2 separate regions of the Homo sapiens genome follow, and region 1 is linked to region 2. A link is an interaction called in ENCODE POLR2A ChIA-PET data of the cell type or tissue named here. Cell type or tissue: PC-9. All regions are shown on one strand. Links, peaks and the distances in the headings refer to the core of each region. The heading gives the core; the rest is flanking DNA.

Region 1 (8,491 bases), core at 1,354-6,353, 100 kb after region 2:
GAATATTACTTTGTATATGACCTATTTGTCTTGTTTTGTTTATTTATTTTTTCCCTCTCTGGTTACTTATATTATCTTTTTTTGTCCCTCATGTTATGAAAATTCATAACAATGTGATTTTGTATGGGATATTTTTCTATATGTGGAATATACCTGGAATCTCATGCCCTTCACTTTAAGGAAATGTTCTTGAATTATTTCTTTGATAATTTTTTTTCTATCTTTTCTGTTCTCTCTTTCGTGATTCTTCTCATTTGGAAGTTGACTATTTCCTATCTCTTAGTATTTTTACTGTAATTTCTGAACAATTTCAACTCTGTCTTCCAACTCTTTCATTGTATTTTTAAAATTTCTGCTTTCACATGTTTAAATCTAAAGACTGTGTTTTTGTTCTCTAAAAAATTTACGAGCCTGTAGTCCCAGCTACTTGGGAGGATGAGATGGAAGCATTGCTTGAGCCCAGGAGGTTGAGGCTGCAGTGAGCCATGACCACACCACTGCACTCCAGCCTGGGCAACAGAGTGAAATCCTGTTTCAATTAAAATATGTATATACATTTTACTTAGGGAATGACTGAAACTTCATTTCCAATCCCTTCCCTATAGGTTTGAAGGCAAAATAATTGAAAGAGGGATTATTATGGGACTAAATGAAGAGTAGTCTAGTACAGGCTCCTTAGAACTTGAAAAAGGGGACTGCCAATAGGCTGAACTAAGAGATGGAGACCCCAACTCAGGAGTTATTTCTTTTTGTTTTTGTTGTTTTCCTTCGACTTTTATTTTAGAATCAGGGGGTACATGTGCAGGTTTGTTACAAAGGTATACTGTGTGATGCTGAGCTTTGGAGTGCTAATGACTCTGTCACCCAGATAGTGAGCAGGGCACCGAATAGGTAGTTTTTCAGCCCTTGCCTCTCTAATAGCCCCCACTGTCTATTGTTCCCATCTTTATGCCCATGTGTATTCAGTGTTTAGCTCCCACTTTTAAGTCAGAACATGCATTATTTGGTTTCTGTTTCTGTGTTAGTTTGTTTAGAATAATGGCCTCTAGCTACATCCATATTGCTGCAAAATACATGATTACATTCTTTTTTATGGCAGCATAGTATTCCACAGTGTATATGTACCATATGGTGGTATATATGTACACAATCTAATCCACCATTGATGAGCACCTGGTTTGGTTTCATGTCTTTGCCATTGTGAATAGTGCTGTGATGAACACATGGGTGTATTTGTCTTTTTGATAGAACAATTTATTTTCCTTTGGGCATATACTCAATAATGGCATTGCTGGGTCGACTGGTAGTTCAATTCAGTTCTTTGAGAAATCTCCAAACTGTTCTCCACAGTGGTTGAATGTATTTACATTCCTACCAACAGTGTATAAACGTTCTCTTTTCTCTGCAGTCTTGCAACATCTGTTATTTTTTGACTTTTTTAATAGTCATTCTTGCTGGTATGAAATGATATCTCACTGTGCTTTTGATTTGCATTTCTCTCATGATTAGTGATGATGAGGATTTTTTCATGTTCGTTGGTCACTTGTATTTCTTCTTTTGAGACATGTCTGTTCGTGTCCTTTGCCTACTTTTTAATGGGGTTATTTGGTTTTTGCTTGTTGATTTAAGTTCCTTATAGATTCTGGATATTAGACCTTTGTCAGATGCATAATTTGTGAATATTTTCTCCCATTCTGTAGGCTGTCTGTTTACTCCCTTGATAGCTTCTCTTGCTGTGCAGAATCTCTTTAGTTTAATTAGATCCCACTTGTAAATTTTTGTTTTTGTTGCAATTGCTTTCTAGGATTTAGTCATAACTTCTTTGTCAAGGCTGATATAAGAAGGGCATTTACTAGGTTTTCTTCTAGGATTTTTTTTTTCTTTTTCTTTTTTTGAGATGGAATCTTGCTCCTGTCACCCAGGCTGGAGTGTAATGGTGCGATCTGGGCTCACTCTGCCTCCCAGGCTCAAGCGATTCTCCTGTCTCAGCCTCCCGAGTAGCTGAGATTACAGGCACACACTACCATGCCCAGCTAATTTTTGTATTTTTAGTAGAGACAGGGTTTCACCATGTTGGCCAGCCTGGCCTCGAACTCCTATCCTCAGGTGATCCATCCGCCTCAGCCTCCCAGAGTGCTGGGATTACAGGCATGAGCCACCGCGCCTGGCTCTTCTAGGATTTTTTAGTTTGAGATCTTACATTTAAGTCTTTAATCCATCTTGATTTAATTTTTGTATATGGGGATAGGTAGCAGTCTAGTTTCATTCTTCTGTATATGGATAGCCAGTTATCCCAGCACTACTTTTTGAATAGGGAGTCCTTTCCCCATTACTTAATATTGTTGAGTTTGTCCAAGTTCAGATGGCTGTAGGTGTGTGGCTTTATTTCTGAGTTGTCTATTCTGTTCCGTTAGTCTACCTGTCTGTTTTTGTAGCAGTGCCATGCTGTTTTAGTTGCTATAGCCTTGTAGTAGAGTTTGAAGTTGGGTAATGTGATGCTTCCAGCTTTGTTCTTTTTGCTCAGGATTACTTTGGCTATTTGGGCTCTTTTTTGGTTCTATATGAATTTTATTTTATTTTATTTTATTTATTTTTTTGAGATGGAGTCTCACTCTGTTGCCCAGGCTGGAGTGCAGTGGCGTGATCTCGGCTCACTGCAACCTCCACCTCCCGGGTTCAAGCAATTCTCCTGCCTCAGCCTCTCGAGTAGCTGGGACTACAGGTGCCCGCCATCACGACTGGCAAATTTTTGTATTTTTAGTAGAGACAGGGTTTCACCATGTTGGACAGGCTGGTCTCGAACTCCTGACCTCAGATGATCCTCCTGCCTCTGTCTCCCAAAGTGCTGGGATTACAGGCGTGAGCCACCTCGCCTGGCCGCTATATGAATTTTAGAATAGTTTCTTCTGATTCTGTGAAAAATTACCATGGGCCGGGCACAGTGGCTCATGCTGTAATCCCTGCACTTTGGGAGGCCAAGGCAGGTGGATCACCTGAGGTCAGGAGTTCAAGACCAGCCTGGCCAACATGTTGAAGCCTTGTCTCTACTAAAAATACAAAAATTAGCCAGGTGTGGTGGCAGGCACGTGTAATCCCAGCTACTCGGGAGGCTGAGGCAGGAGAATTACTTGAACCCGGGAGGCGGAGGTTGCAGTGAGTCGAGATCGCGCCACTGCACTCCAGCCTGGGTGACAATAGCGAGATTCTATCTCAAAGAAAAAAAATAAAACAAAAATGACCTTGATAGTTTGATAGAAATAGCATTGAATCTGTAAATTGCTATGGGCAGTTATGGCCATTTTAATGATATTGATTCTTTAAGAAGATATTAGAGTGCCTATGATATACCAACAACTGTAGTGAGCCCTGGGAACCAAACATGAAAAGATTTGGACACTTACTCTCAAGGAACTTTCAGCCTAATTGTTGCAATATACCTGAGTCATGGAGTCTGAGAGTCTTGCCTTCCACATCCCCAACAAGGTAAGTTGGCTAATTATCAGGCCTTTGTATTTCAGAATGGGAAACCTATCTAAGCTTAAGAACAAACCCTAAAGGAATTTTTGAGGAAGTGGTGTGGTGGAGAAGAGAGAAATGAGACCAGGCAATGGGAATCCAGGAGAGAAAATGGGAAAGAGAGCTTAAAAATGTCCTTAGGAGGTTCAAGTTTTTCCGTGCCTGTGTGAGGTAACTCACTCCGTGGACACCCTCCCCACCTCCAACCATTCTTCTGTAAAATTTATATTTCTTGCTAACACTCTTGGAGTTGGGGTTATTTAGAGTTTATTTGAACAACTATCTTAAACATATAATTATAACACATTTATTTGACATTTATAGAGCTCTAATTGTGTGCAAGGAACTGTGCAAGATGCTAGGGCAACAGCAGTCAACAAAGGAGACACATAGTCCTAGCCTCATGGAAGGTACAGCCAAGCAGGGGTGACACATGGTAGGTCAGTGCTGGGAAAGACAAACATGGTATGCTGAGGACATGGAACAATCAAGGGCATCCAGGCAGAGGCTGAGTGGAGGAGGAGTTTGCAAGGCTGTGCCAAGAACATTTTTCAGGGTAGAATCTACCCCCCAGGCAGAGATGTGGGGAATAAAGACCAAAATGGAAACAGCACTGGCCAAGTCTGAGAGCCACGTGAAAATAGCACAGCACACTTAGGGATCTGGGGATTTGGGATTGCTGGAGTCAAAGTGTTGAGTGTGAGGGGGTAGAAAAGCATAATTATATGTAGAGTCAGTGCCTGAACAGTTCAGTCAGAAAAGCACATTTTTCAGGCTAAGAAACTTGGCCTTGGTCCTGCTTAGGTTTTACAGACAAGAGATTGCCTTTCTGAAAGCTTACCCTGGAGACTGTGTAGCTAGATGATGGGCTGAGAGAAAAGGAGGAAGGTGGATATAAGAAAGCTCCTGCAAAAATGCAGGTGAAAAATGATGAGGACCTCCACTGGGGACGGGCAGGAGAGGGCAGATTTAAGGGATGTTTGGTGAAACTTTCAAGGGGAACTGCTGATGGACTGGCAAGAGGAATCCCAGCAGGATCAGGTGGCTATGCTCTGGACGGTTTGCATAACTGTCAGTGGCACCATTCACTTCACATTGTAGTTATAATCTCTGTCAACAGTGGCACCTGGAGATGTGCAGTACACAGCCTAGGCAATCTTACAGAGAAATCCTGACTCCAAACTCATCTGTTTCTATTACTTTTGAGCTTTGGAGGGATTTAAAGTTTTTCTTTCTCTTAGGGTTTTATTTAAGCCATTTTCTTTTGGAAAAATCTCAGCTAGCATCATAGAGTGCGGTAGGAAAGGAATGTAATTGGGAAATGATATTGTCTTATTTTTCTATATAATTTAGCCACCTTTACACTTAAGATGGCAGACACGGGAATTACATTTTTTTAATGGAGTTTCCCTCTTGTCACCCAGGCTGGAGTGCAGTGGTGTAATCTCGGCTCACTGCAACCTCCACCACCCAGGTTCAAGCAATTCTCCTGCCTCAGCCTCCCGAGTAGCTGGGATAACAGGCGTGCGCCACTACGGCCAGCTAATTTTTGTATTTTTAGTAGAGGCGGGGTTTTACCATGTTGACCAGGCTGGCCTCGAACTCCTAACCTCAGGTGATCCACCTGCCTCAGCCTCTCAAAGTGCTGGGATTACAGGTGTGAGCCACCGTGTCTGGCCAGGAGCTAAACAATTTGAGGTCAAGATGTGGCGTTAACAATGTTCCCACAGATCACAGAAACACAAGTGGACAGCAGAGGCCCTTCTTGCACTAGTACTTCTACCTGGATGGGGCCTCAGAGGTCTGACTTTCCACAGGAGAAGAAAATCTTTGAGAGCCAATTTTACTGCTGGGTGCTGATGTTTTCCTCAACTGTCTAAATAAATCTTCAGCTAATAAACATTTCAATAAATCTGTTCTGGTGCCTTCCATTCCTTAAACTATACAGCCAGAGAAGATGGAACATATGAGCTTGGATTCTGTCTCTGTAGCGGATGCAGGGATATAAGTGAGCTGAGTTTTACACATTCCAAAGGGGCCACTGATCAGGTACTTCGGGATGCACTCCAAGTGTCCTGGCTAATTAAGATAAACCAAAGATTAGAAGGCATTTCTGGCTGGGTGCAGTGGCTCACGCCTGTAATCCCAGCACTTTGGGAGGCGGAGGCAGGTGGATTACTAGGTCAGGAGTTCAAGACCAGCCTGGCCATGATGGTGAAACCCCGTCTCTACTAAAAATACAAAAATTAGCCGGGTGTGGTGGCAGGCACCTGTAATCCCAGCTACTCGGGAGGCTGAGGCAGAGAATTGCTTGAACCCAGGAGGCGGAGGTTGTAGTGAGCCCAGATCGTGCCACTGCACTCCAGCCTGGGTGACAGAGCAAGACTCTGTCTCAAAAAAGAAAAGGCATTTCTTACTCTATACACAAAGTCATGAACTCGTCGTTTTGAACAGCATAAATTTACATGAAATTTCAAAACTTTGCCCCTCCTTCCCCTTTCTCCCTTGCTGGCATGTAGCTGTTTTAGTTTGTTCTAGCAGAAGATAACTATGTGCCAAGAATCCAACTGGACACGGACTAAAATTACTTTCATCTTAGTGTGTACCTTGGAAGCGTAAAGCGATTTTTCCTTGGCAACCTTGCATGGTTAGTCCACACAAACTCCATCACTATGAACATGGGTCTTCCTTTAGAGGTGGCAAAAGCATCTGTCAGAATTTGGGGCAGGTATAGCTGGATAAAGCATATTGTAAACCTATAATTTAATGCAAACTGTCAAATTTTAAATTGGCTAAAATAGTTTTAGAAGGTATGCAAAAGATCAAGTAAAATATAAGCATGGTAAGGCACACGATAAATGGTTCCAGGGAATCAGAATCTAATACGAAGTTAAGTAAACTGAGTATTTTGATTAAGTTCAAGGTTGAGTAGGGAACGTCATCCATATTTTGGGAGAAGTCCTCCAATGTGAATATGAAATTATGCTATGCATGTGAGAACAACAGTTGTCATGAACTGAGTACTTCTCACATCAGGATTGTGCTTTGCCTGTGGGCCCAGGCTCAACATGTTAGATATCTCCATTTTATAGATTAAAAAAAAAAAAAACATGAGGCCACTGTCAGTGTCTACAAACAAGTAAGAGGCAGAGTTTCGATTAAATTCTAAATTTGTGATTCAAAAACCCAGGTTCTCTTTTACACACCTCATTCCTTCTTTGTAATTCCAGAGAGCTAAATAAGTCATGCCAGAACATTTTATTTTCTATGTGGCTGAGGTTCTACCCACTCAAGAAGGTAAAAATAATAGAAAAAGCTTTCTGATGAACACCTGTGGCACACACCTGTAATCCCAGCATCTTGGGAGGACGAGGCAGGTGGATCACTTGAGCCTAAGTGTTAGAGACCAGCCTGGGCAACATGGTGAAACCCCATCTCTACAAAAAATACACAAATTAGCCAGCTATGGAGGTGCACACCTGTGGGAGGATTGCCCAAGCCCAGGGAGGTCGAGGCTGCCATGAGCTTTGATTGTACCACTGTCCTCCAGCCTGAGTGCCAAAGTGAGATCCTGTCTCAAAAAATAGAAAGGGGAAAAAAAAGTTTTCTAAGATTGTATTATGCAATTCCTCACCTCCTCCAGTATGTTACAGTGAATATTTAATAACCTTTTCCTGGAAACTCATCCTTCACATGGATGACTGGACCACACCATAAATGAGGCGATGCTCCCAGGGTCTGTGGTGGGGAGGCTATTGGTACACACAGTGGTACTTTTCCAGTTTGCTTGACAGAATATGATTTTGATTCTTCCCCTGGCTGCTGTTCATGTGTTTGAAGTCCCTTTATTTATTTATTTATTTATTTGAGACGGAGTATGGCTCTGTTGGCCAGGCTGGAGTGAAGTGGCATGATCTCGTCTCACTGCAACCTCCACCCCCCAGGTTACAGCGATTCTCCTGCCTCAGCCTCCTGAGTAGCTGAAATTATAGGCACGAACCACCACGCCCAGCCAATTTTTTAATATTTTTAGTAGAGACGGGATTTTGCCATGTTGGCCAGGCTGGTCTTGAACTCCTGACCTCAGGTGATACACTTGCCTCAGCCTCCCAAAGTGCTGGGATTACAGGCATGAGCCACTGTGCCAGGCCCCTTTTCTTTCCTTAAATGGGGATCTCCCACTGCCTTGGGAACGAGATAATCAAACCAATTAGAGCTATATGTAAAATGAAAGTAAAATAGGCCTGAAGGGCTGGCCCACAAGGACCCCATAAGAGCCCAGATTCCTTAACTTCCACTTTCATGTCAGAGCAGCCCCACTGCATACCTCTTTTGTGCTGTGTCCCAGATAAAGGAGTACATCATGTCACCGAGTTCTAAGTAAGTGGGGTGCACTGAAACTTTCAGTAGAAGCAAGATGCAAACACATACAAACATGTATGATGTTATTTATTTTCTCACTGGCACTGGCCTACTGCACTTAAACATTTCCATCAGACTCAAAAAATAATTTTATTTCAGAAAAAATATTTTACCTATTTAGCTTTTGTTTATACTGTTTTATTATTAATAGGTTTTTTTTTCTTTTTTTAAGAGATAGGATCTTGCTGTGTTGCCCAGGCTGATCTCCAATTCCTGGCTTCAAGCAATCCTCCTGTCTCAGCCTCCTGTGCAGCTGGGACTATAGGTATATGCCACTGCTCCCAGCTTGACTTAATGGAATGTGTTTTTATTCACCCATTGGAAAAGCCTTTGCTACATATTAATACAAACTTCTCATTAATAAACCCTCCTTTTTTTTTTTTTTGAGACGGAGTCTCGCTCTGTCGCTCAGGTACGATCTCGACTCACTGTAACCTCCTCCGCCTGGGGTCAAGCAATTCTCCCGTCTCAGCCTCCTGAGTACCTGGGATTACAGGTGCACGCCACCATGCCCAGCCACTAATAAATCCTTCTTTAAGTAAGAAAATAATAT
Region 2 (8,491 bases), core at 1,525-6,524:
AGTACCTAGAATCACAGAGCAATAGATACAGAATCTGGAAGGCCCTTCCAGAAAAACAACACCTTATGTGACACGGAGCTCTTACAGTGGCATCCATGTGACTATAAAGTGAAAAGAATGAACATCCGTTACAGAAATCAGTCTGGGTCGGACACGGTGGCTCACGCCTATAATCCCAGCACTTTGGGAGGCCAAGGCAGGCAGATCACCTGAGGTCAGGAGTTCGAGACCAGCCTGGCCAACATGGTGAAACCCTGCCTCTACTAAAAATACAAAAATTAGCCGGGTGTGGTGGCACCCACCTGTAATCCCAGCTACTCGGGAGGCTGAGGCAGGAGAATTGCTTGAATCCGGGAGGCAGAGGTCGCAGTAAGCTGAGATTGCACCACTGCATTCCAGCCTGGGCAACACAGCAAGACTCTGTCTCAAAAAAAAAAAAAAAAGAAATCAGTCTGCTGCCCAAGCGTGGTGACTCACGCCTATAATCCTAGCACTTCGGGAGGCCGAGGTAGGAGGATCGCCTGAGCCCAGGAGTTCAAGGCCCACCTGGGCAACATAGACAGACCTCATCTCTACAAAATATTTAAAAATTAGCCAGGTATGGTGGCGCATGCCCGTGGTTACAGCTAATCGGAGGCTGAGGTGAGAGGATCACTTGAGCCAGGGAAGTCGAGGCTGCAGTGAGCTGTGACGGCACCACTGCACTCCAGCCTGGGTGACAGAGCAAGCCCGTCTCAAAAAAAAAAAAAAAAAAGAAGAGAGAGAGAGAGAAATCAGTCTGAACTGCAGCAGCAGTTCTTGAGGAATGATGAAAATAATAAATTATAACCACTGCCATTTACTGAGCACCTCAAAGCAACCCCAGGTGGCATCTATGCCATTTCTTCTTTGCTGGCACTGAGTTTCTGTTTCTACCAGAGATCCCCCATCTCTCTTGCCAACAGGGTTCTACCAGCGAGGTACACGTGTTTGAGATTTGGAAGGATGAAGGAAAGCAGAAGCCATTTGTTTTTCTTCTTCCTACAGACAGCAGCAGTAGCAGGCAAAAGTTGGATTCCTCAGACATGAGCTTTACAGCATGTCCAGATTCCCTGCCCTTTCACCAGCCTCAAGGCTGGAGATGCTGAGAAGGTGGAAGGTCAAGCAAGACCTTCTGAGTCTTCTCTGGGTGGCAGCAGCTTTCTAACTTTTTTTGCGGCAAATCAGAAAGCCAGCGGTGGGCTTCCATTTTTTGCGCATCTCGCCTTTTCTTTGTCCTGAAGGCAACTAATACTCTGTATTGAATCCCCTTCTCCTTGAAATAGCTAGAATGACATGTCTTCTTGACTGAACCATGACTGATAGGGTAGGCCTATTTTACAACTGAGAAAACTGAACATGAGAAAAAGGTAAATTGCTCAAAGTCAAGCAAGCAAGTGGCAGGACAAAAGAATTCACACCCAGGTTTATTTGACTTCAGAGGTAAAGAATCAAAGTTAAACATCTGTAACCTGGCTGGGCGTGGTGGCTCGCATTTATAATCCCAGCATTTTGGGAGGCCAAGGTGGGCAGACTGCTTGAACTCAGGAGTTGAAGAGAAACCTGTCTCTACTAAAAATACAAAAATTAGCTAGGTGTAGTGGCGCATGCCTGTAATCCCAGCTACTTGGGAGGCTGAAGCAGGAGAATCACTTGAACCTGGGAGGCACAGGTCGCAATGAGCTGAGATCATGCCACTGCACTCCAGCCTGGGTGACAGAGTGAGACTGTCTCAAAAAATATTTTTTTTAATCTAAAATAAGTTTTTTAAAAAATCCCTAACCTATGGTCCTAGGAATTCACACAAGAGAAATGGGTGTACATGTCCACAAGGCAATGTGTAGGTGCTTTTCATGGCAGCTTTATTCATAATAGCAAAAACACTGAAAATAACCCAAATACCTATCAACAGAAGAGATAAGCCAAATGTGACAGATGCATATAAATGGAATACGACTCAGTGGCAAAAAAGAACTACTGAATCTCACGCAACAAATACGGATGAATTTCACAGAGGTTAGGTTGAGTGAAAGATGACAGACATAAAATGTTGATTTTATTTATATATGGGTCCTCTCCCAAGTTCAAGCAAAAGTGTTCCACGGTGAGAGAAGTCAGAAGAGAAGTTCTCTTTTAGGTAGGTGTGGTAATCATTGGAAAAGTGGCAAGAGAGAACCTTCCAGAGTGATGGAAAATTCTAGTTTTTAATCTAGGTGGTAATCATGCAGGTGAATACATTCATGTAAAAATTCACCTACCTCTGGAACTAGAGAGTGATGGTGTTTACAAAATACTGTGAGTGTATTAAATGCCATTGAATTTTATACTTTAAAATGGTTAAAATGGTACACTTAATGTTATGTGTACTTTACCACAATAAATAAAATTCCCTGGCCAGGCACAATGGCTCACGCCTGTAATTCCAGCACTTTGGGAGGCTGAGGCAGGTGGATCACCCGAGATCAGGAGTTCGAGATCAGCCTGACCAACATGAAGAAACCTTGTCTCTACTAAAAAAAAAAAAAATACAAAATTAGCCGGGCATGGTGGTGCGCACCTGTAGTCCCAACTACTCGGGAGGCTGAGGCCGGAGAATTGCTTGAACCTGGAGGGCACAGGTTGTGGTGAGCCGAGATGGCACCACTGCACTTCAGCCTGGGCAACAAGAGTGAAACTCCATCTCAAAAAAAAAAAAAAAAAGAAATTCATCAAGCTCTCTACTTGAGATTTGTGTGTGTGTATATGTATATACATACATATAAATTCAACGAAATTGATAACACAGAAAAAGCTTCATTATCAATAAGCAGACTTGTAACAGAGGTCGTGCCACTGCTTCTACAGGAAAATTTTCTTCATGGAAACATACCAGGCAAATTTTTTTAGCTCTAAGTCTGGCAGATTGAGTCTACCTTTCCTGCCTCTTCCAGATCCTTCACTGCCCAAAGTCATCTGCCAAACTGTGCACTTAAATAGTATAAGTAGACTAAATATTTCTCTCAGACCTTTGATTAAAATTCAATTTAGGCTCAAAACGAACTTGGGGCCTCTTCCTTTCAATGTGTTGCAAACTTGGGGCTTCTTCATTTCAATGTGTTGCCACTTGCCCTTGTTTTTAGGCTTTAACAATAACACCAGAAGGAAACGCACAAATGTTTCCAGCTCCATTTCTGGAAAATTTCAGTGAGTGTCTAAGATGCCACAATGTCTCTCCTCTCTTAAAACTCACCCAGACACTAAACAGACCAGCCCAAGGAAGGCAAAGTGCTCTGCCTGAGGTGACGTTGAAAAACTCCAACATGCCTGAAGTTATGCTGAAACTCAGATGACAGCAGTGATTTTACACCAGTGAACAATGTGGTTTTTTGCAGCAGTGACCAGTAGGCTCATCTTCAACACATTTGTGAAGAACAAATCAGAAAGGGCTCCCAGCTGCAGGCCTGCCCCTCCTTCCAAGCGTATGTCACAGGCAATGAGGCCCGGGGAGAAGTCCATGGGGGTGGAGAGGAAGAGGAAGAGGAAGAAGGATTCTCAAGAAGCTCTGCAAGATGGTTGCAGTTGCTGGCTTAAGCTGCAAAGTAAGGAAGAGAATCCAGCACACGTGGTGCTGGTACATAATTTAAGCTGCAACTGAATAATAGATCTTTCCATCACTTTATGAGCAAAACAACTACCAGCCACTCTTGGACTCTGTCTTTTTAAAAAATGCTTTTCAGAGATAATCCACTGGATCTCTAAAAAAAAAAGAAAGCAAGCAAGCAAACACAAACGTAGTTTAAGGAGCACAAAAACATTTTAAGATGAGAAGAACCAATGGAAATAATTTAGAATGTTCTCTAGGCTTTATACTCAAACTTCAAAACCTTCAGAATCTTAAGCACAAAAGACTTTGAGATGATCAACTGTAACTACTCATTTTCTGATAAAGAAACTGAGAACTAGGCCAGGCGAGGTGGCTCATGCCTATAATCCCAGCACTTCGGGAGGCCAAGGCAGGCGGATCACGAGCTCAGGAGTTCGAGACCAGCCTGGCCAACATGGTGAAGCCCCGTCTCTACCAAAGATACAAAAAATTAGCAGGGTGTGGTGGCGTGTGCCTGTAATCCCAGCTACTTGGGAGGCTGAGGCAGGAGAATCGCTTGAACCTAGGAGGCAGACGTTGCAGTGAGCTGAGATCGGGCCATTGCACTCCAGCCTCAGCGATAGGGCTAGACTCCACCTCAAAAAAAAAAAAAAAAAAAAAAAAAAGAAATTGCAAACTAGAGTCACAAGACAGCAAAAGCCACCCAGCTAATCAGTGGTGCAGCTAATGCTGCTTCCATGCCATTACAAAAATGGTCTAGATGAAATTCTATAATTTTTTTTGGACAAAATTCTCTGGATGAAATTCGCAATTCTAACAAACGATCATCTACTCACTATATAAATGTCAGGAATCCACTGTCCTAATTTCTCAATTAGTCTCTTATTCCTACTAGCTTATACAACAAGCCTGCCCCAAATCAAGTCAGTCCAACGTTTAGTGGATGTGTTGGTGCTCTGTTAGCTTCTGGGGTTACCAAGATGACTCAGACCAGGGAGGGGCTCAGGGCTGATGGGAAGTGATAAGGGCTAGAATAAATACTAGCATGTGCATCCTCACCAATCACAGGCAAGAACACAATTGATTCAGCCAGACTGCAGAAGGGTAACGCAGAAACCAGGCTGCTAAAACTGAGCTCACCAGGAAGTTCCTTCCAAATGATTCATTCCTTTCAAAAACAGAAATGTTTAGTTTTGCTAATTAATTCCCTCAAATAATTTCATCTGCTTTGCCATATATACCTAGGAACAGTCTTCCAAGGACTGAGAGCAGAATGATTGTCTCTCGAAGCCTACATTACTTACTCCTATTCCCATTGTAGAGCTCCACCCAGGGTCTCAGGTGTGCTCAGCTTTAGTAGGCATCAAAGAAACACAACCTAGAACTCGGAACACTTCCTTTAATACTCTGAAAACAAATGACTCTCAACAAATGGAAAAAAATGGCCCCAAGTGGAACATTATTTCCCCCTCAGAAGAACCTAGAAGGTCCTTGAAGCTACATGTCCTGGAAGAGTTAATTCCTACTGATGACTAGAAAGTACTGTTTTCTCTGTTTACCTTCAACTCAAGTGACAAAATCCAAAGTATCTGCAATGTTCTCACGTCTCCACCAAAGCTTTTAATACGATGGCAAAGGCATAACTGGATTTTAGTCACATTCTATTCATTACAGCCATAACTGTTACCTACCAGTAAGAATAACTATTCTAATAACTCTCTCCCACAATGGGTTACAAACATTCCCTCCAAATGCCTGACTTGTCACTAACTCGTGTGTTTAGTACCATAGTTATATAGGGTATCTATAATATAGAGCATACTGTAAAGTTTCCAAAGATGATACCATGTTTTCTCTGTGAACATAATGCATATATTTAATATGGCTGATTAAAGTCTACAATAGAAATAATAATTACCACACTAATTAATTCTGAAGTCCATGTTCACATACACATATAGGTAAAATTTAGTGAACATGTGTACTCAAGAATGTGACATAAGATCCTTGCCATGATTAAAGGTATGATTCGAAATCTTTTGGTCAGCCTAACTTACTAAAACACAAATATTTGATTCATGGAAGATCCATTAAGAGATTCACTTTCAGCCGGGCGCGGTGGCTCACACCTCTAATCCCAGCACTTTGGGAGGCCGAGGCGGGTGGATCACGAGGTCAGGAGATCAAGACCATCCTGGCTAACATGGTGAAACCCCGTCTCTACTAAAAATACAAAAAATTAGCCGGGCGTGGTGGCGGGCGCCTGTAGTCCCAGCTACTGGGGAGGCTGAATGGCGTGAACCCGGGAGGTGGAGCTTGCAGTGAGCCGAGATCGCACCACTGCATTCCAGCCTGGGCGACAGAGGGAGACTCCGTCTCAAAAAAAAAAAAAAAGAAAGAAAAAGAAAAAAGTAACTTACTTTCACCACCACCGCTGTTACTGCACCCCCATACAGTAACTGTAGGAAAACAAAATAGAAACCATAACCACTGATATTCTAATTGAGCTAAAAGGTAAAATAAACATTCATTATAACAAAATGTATCTGACTATGGTCTGCAATATACAATGGTGTGTAAATGGTTAAGGAAAGCTACATTACGTTTTTCAGGTTAAAAAACCTGATTTAACTTTAACCATCTGGCAGAGGCACTAAACAAACATCTGTGCTGATTTTAAATGACTAAAGTACAAGTTACTAATTGAAAGCTTAGGATTTCTCATAAATGGTGTGAACACACACATCACTAGAGAGTCTACTGAAACAGTATTTTCTCTTCTCCTTGATTCATTCGCCTGCCATGAGCATGCATCTCTCTAGGTCAAAGCAGGGATACTTGTTTTCTACCTCAAGGCTTCCTGTTCCTACGAAAATCCTTGTTAAAGCCTATTTTACAGACCAATACAAGCTTCATATTAAAAAAAAAATAAGAAAAAAAAACTCATCCAGTTGGCATTCTTCTGAAAGACTTTGAGAAATTAAATGCATTTACAGGTGAGGCTGTTTGGCTGTCCACATTCTTCGGCAATGAATCATGAGCAAGAGTCACTTGATAATACAGTGATGTCCTTCATCAGTGTCAAAATACTTCCTCCCCTATCACTCTATCATATCAAAAATATCATACCAACAGACCTTTAAAAACTGCAGAATGGCTTGTGGAAGCAGAGAAAGGAATGAGAATTGGGCCAGACGTTAAAACAAACAGCTAGCTCTACAAATACACTGTCTGCAACCACATCTAAGAGATCTGAGTGGATAAGAGCAGGATGCACACGCTTAAGACAGAAAGTCCATCAAATTCAACTTTCCTGGCTATTCTGGGCCATTCTGTGTTTGACTTTCTTGAAGGCGTGGTCAAGGTATACCAGGCTCTCTATAAGTAAGCACCACACTCATATTTTAAGCAGTATTATGCACACCTCAGATGTCAAGGGCTAGCTTTACCATTTTTGCCTTAGCCTCATATTACTCATTCCCAGAGTTGATAATTTTTCTTAAAGCAAACTCACTGCTTTACTTAATATTTATTTTTGCCTCATTCTAAGCAATCTAGCCATGAAATAAATGGATGTGGTAGCTGGTTTTCTGTTTTTATTCCTAACATATAATATTCATGCATCATAATTGAAAAATAGAATATGTATCTCTCTGCACCACCTGTAAGTCTGTCTGTATACCAGACTTTGGAAAGCACTGTTTTGGGATAGCATAAAAGGTAGAGAAAATGCTTTATTAAATGATTAGGTATTTTGGGGGTATGATAGTCCTTACTCTGTCTCCTCTGAGAGCTCACAGGTTATCTAGGATGATGAAGCTTTGGTTGTTTAATGGCCAGCTGGATGATAGAGACACCAATCCCTTTAAAAAACAGAATGGAGCCGTCACTGTTATGGGTAGCCATTGCCCCAGCTTGTGCAGGTCTTCTGGGGCTCTAGCTGTCAGTCACCCAGTTCTAAGAAGTGCTTTTCCTAATCAAATGGAAAAAGTGGAAGCAGACACTCTCCAACTCGGAACTCTGCCTCTCACACTACAATGTATGCAGCATACTAGCTCAACTGCTTTCCTAGGTACCATCCAAAATTAAAACTAGTGGCCGGGCACGGTGGCTCACTTCTGTAATCCCAGCTACTTTGAAGGCTGAAGCAAGAGAACCGCTTGAACCCGGGAGGCAGAGGTTGCAGTGAGCCAAGACCGCACCACCACACTTCAGCCTGGGCAACAGAGCAAGACTCCATCTCCAAAAAAAAAACCAAAAAAACAAAAATAAAATTAAAACTAGCTACTGCAATACTGCATATTGGATTTCCATGCCTGAATTTTTTTTTCCATTGCTATCACACAGCCTTTTCAAAAAGTTTAATAGTAATACCACCTTAGACCCTCCCAAATTCACTTTCTATATGGGCATCTACTAAAAAGGCTGATTGCAAAAATTCCTATGAGGGAGAAACAGGCCCTAAATAGCTTTTTAAACCTTAACAAAGTTCACATAACCATTGATGTGTTTAACCCACTAAATGGGTGTTAAATCTAACCTCTGAGTCTGTGTTTCTGACCCTAACCCTTGGATTTAGGATCAAGACAAAAACTCAGTAAAACACCAGAGAAAACTGTTCTGCTTCCCTCCACTCCCATCTGGGGCAATCTCACCCTCAGACACTACCATATACCAAATCACCTTCTCTGGAAAATCAAGGCTGGTTGGTCCAACAACTGTTGGGCCCCTGATTACTGCTTAGAGTCAAATCAATGAGGCATGTTATTGGGAATCAGCTCTCAACCTAGATAAATTCATCTGTAGCCACAACTGCTTAATGGGATTCGTTCTAGAGATGAGGCAAGGAATTCCCTGGTGGCTCATATTGTTGGTAGAATATGTTGAAAG

Evidence for each region. ChIA-PET counts read pairs that join two places held together with the same protein. Peaks named below come from ENCODE experiments on the same cell type or tissue, not always from the same donor. Only the 100,000 strongest peaks of a DNase experiment are listed, where the experiment ranks them.
Region 1: POLR2A ChIA-PET joins it to region 2 with 11 read pairs; 10 of 35 experiments call an interaction of 5 or more read pairs at or near these places.

The regions. Positions count from the first base shown.
Region 1 is chr9:69,074,352-69,082,842 of GRCh38, reverse strand. It overlaps FXN (frataxin), which reads right to left. Exons shown (of 5, transcript NM_000144.5): 5 at 3,767-8,491. Among named protein-coding and RNA genes, the nearest start is that of FXN, 43 kb to the right of the region's middle. In PC-9, for the core only: no CTCF peak of the experiment used is centred there; a DNase peak (open chromatin) is centred at 3,472.
Region 2 is chr9:69,177,016-69,185,506 of GRCh38, reverse strand. All of the region lies in intron 1 of TJP2 (tight junction protein 2), which reads right to left. Among named protein-coding and RNA genes, the nearest start is that of TJP2, 7.0 kb to the right of the region's middle. In PC-9, for the core only: no CTCF peak of the experiment used is centred there; a DNase peak (open chromatin) is centred at 4,596; H3K4me3 peaks cover 913 bases; H3K27ac peaks cover 4,418 bases.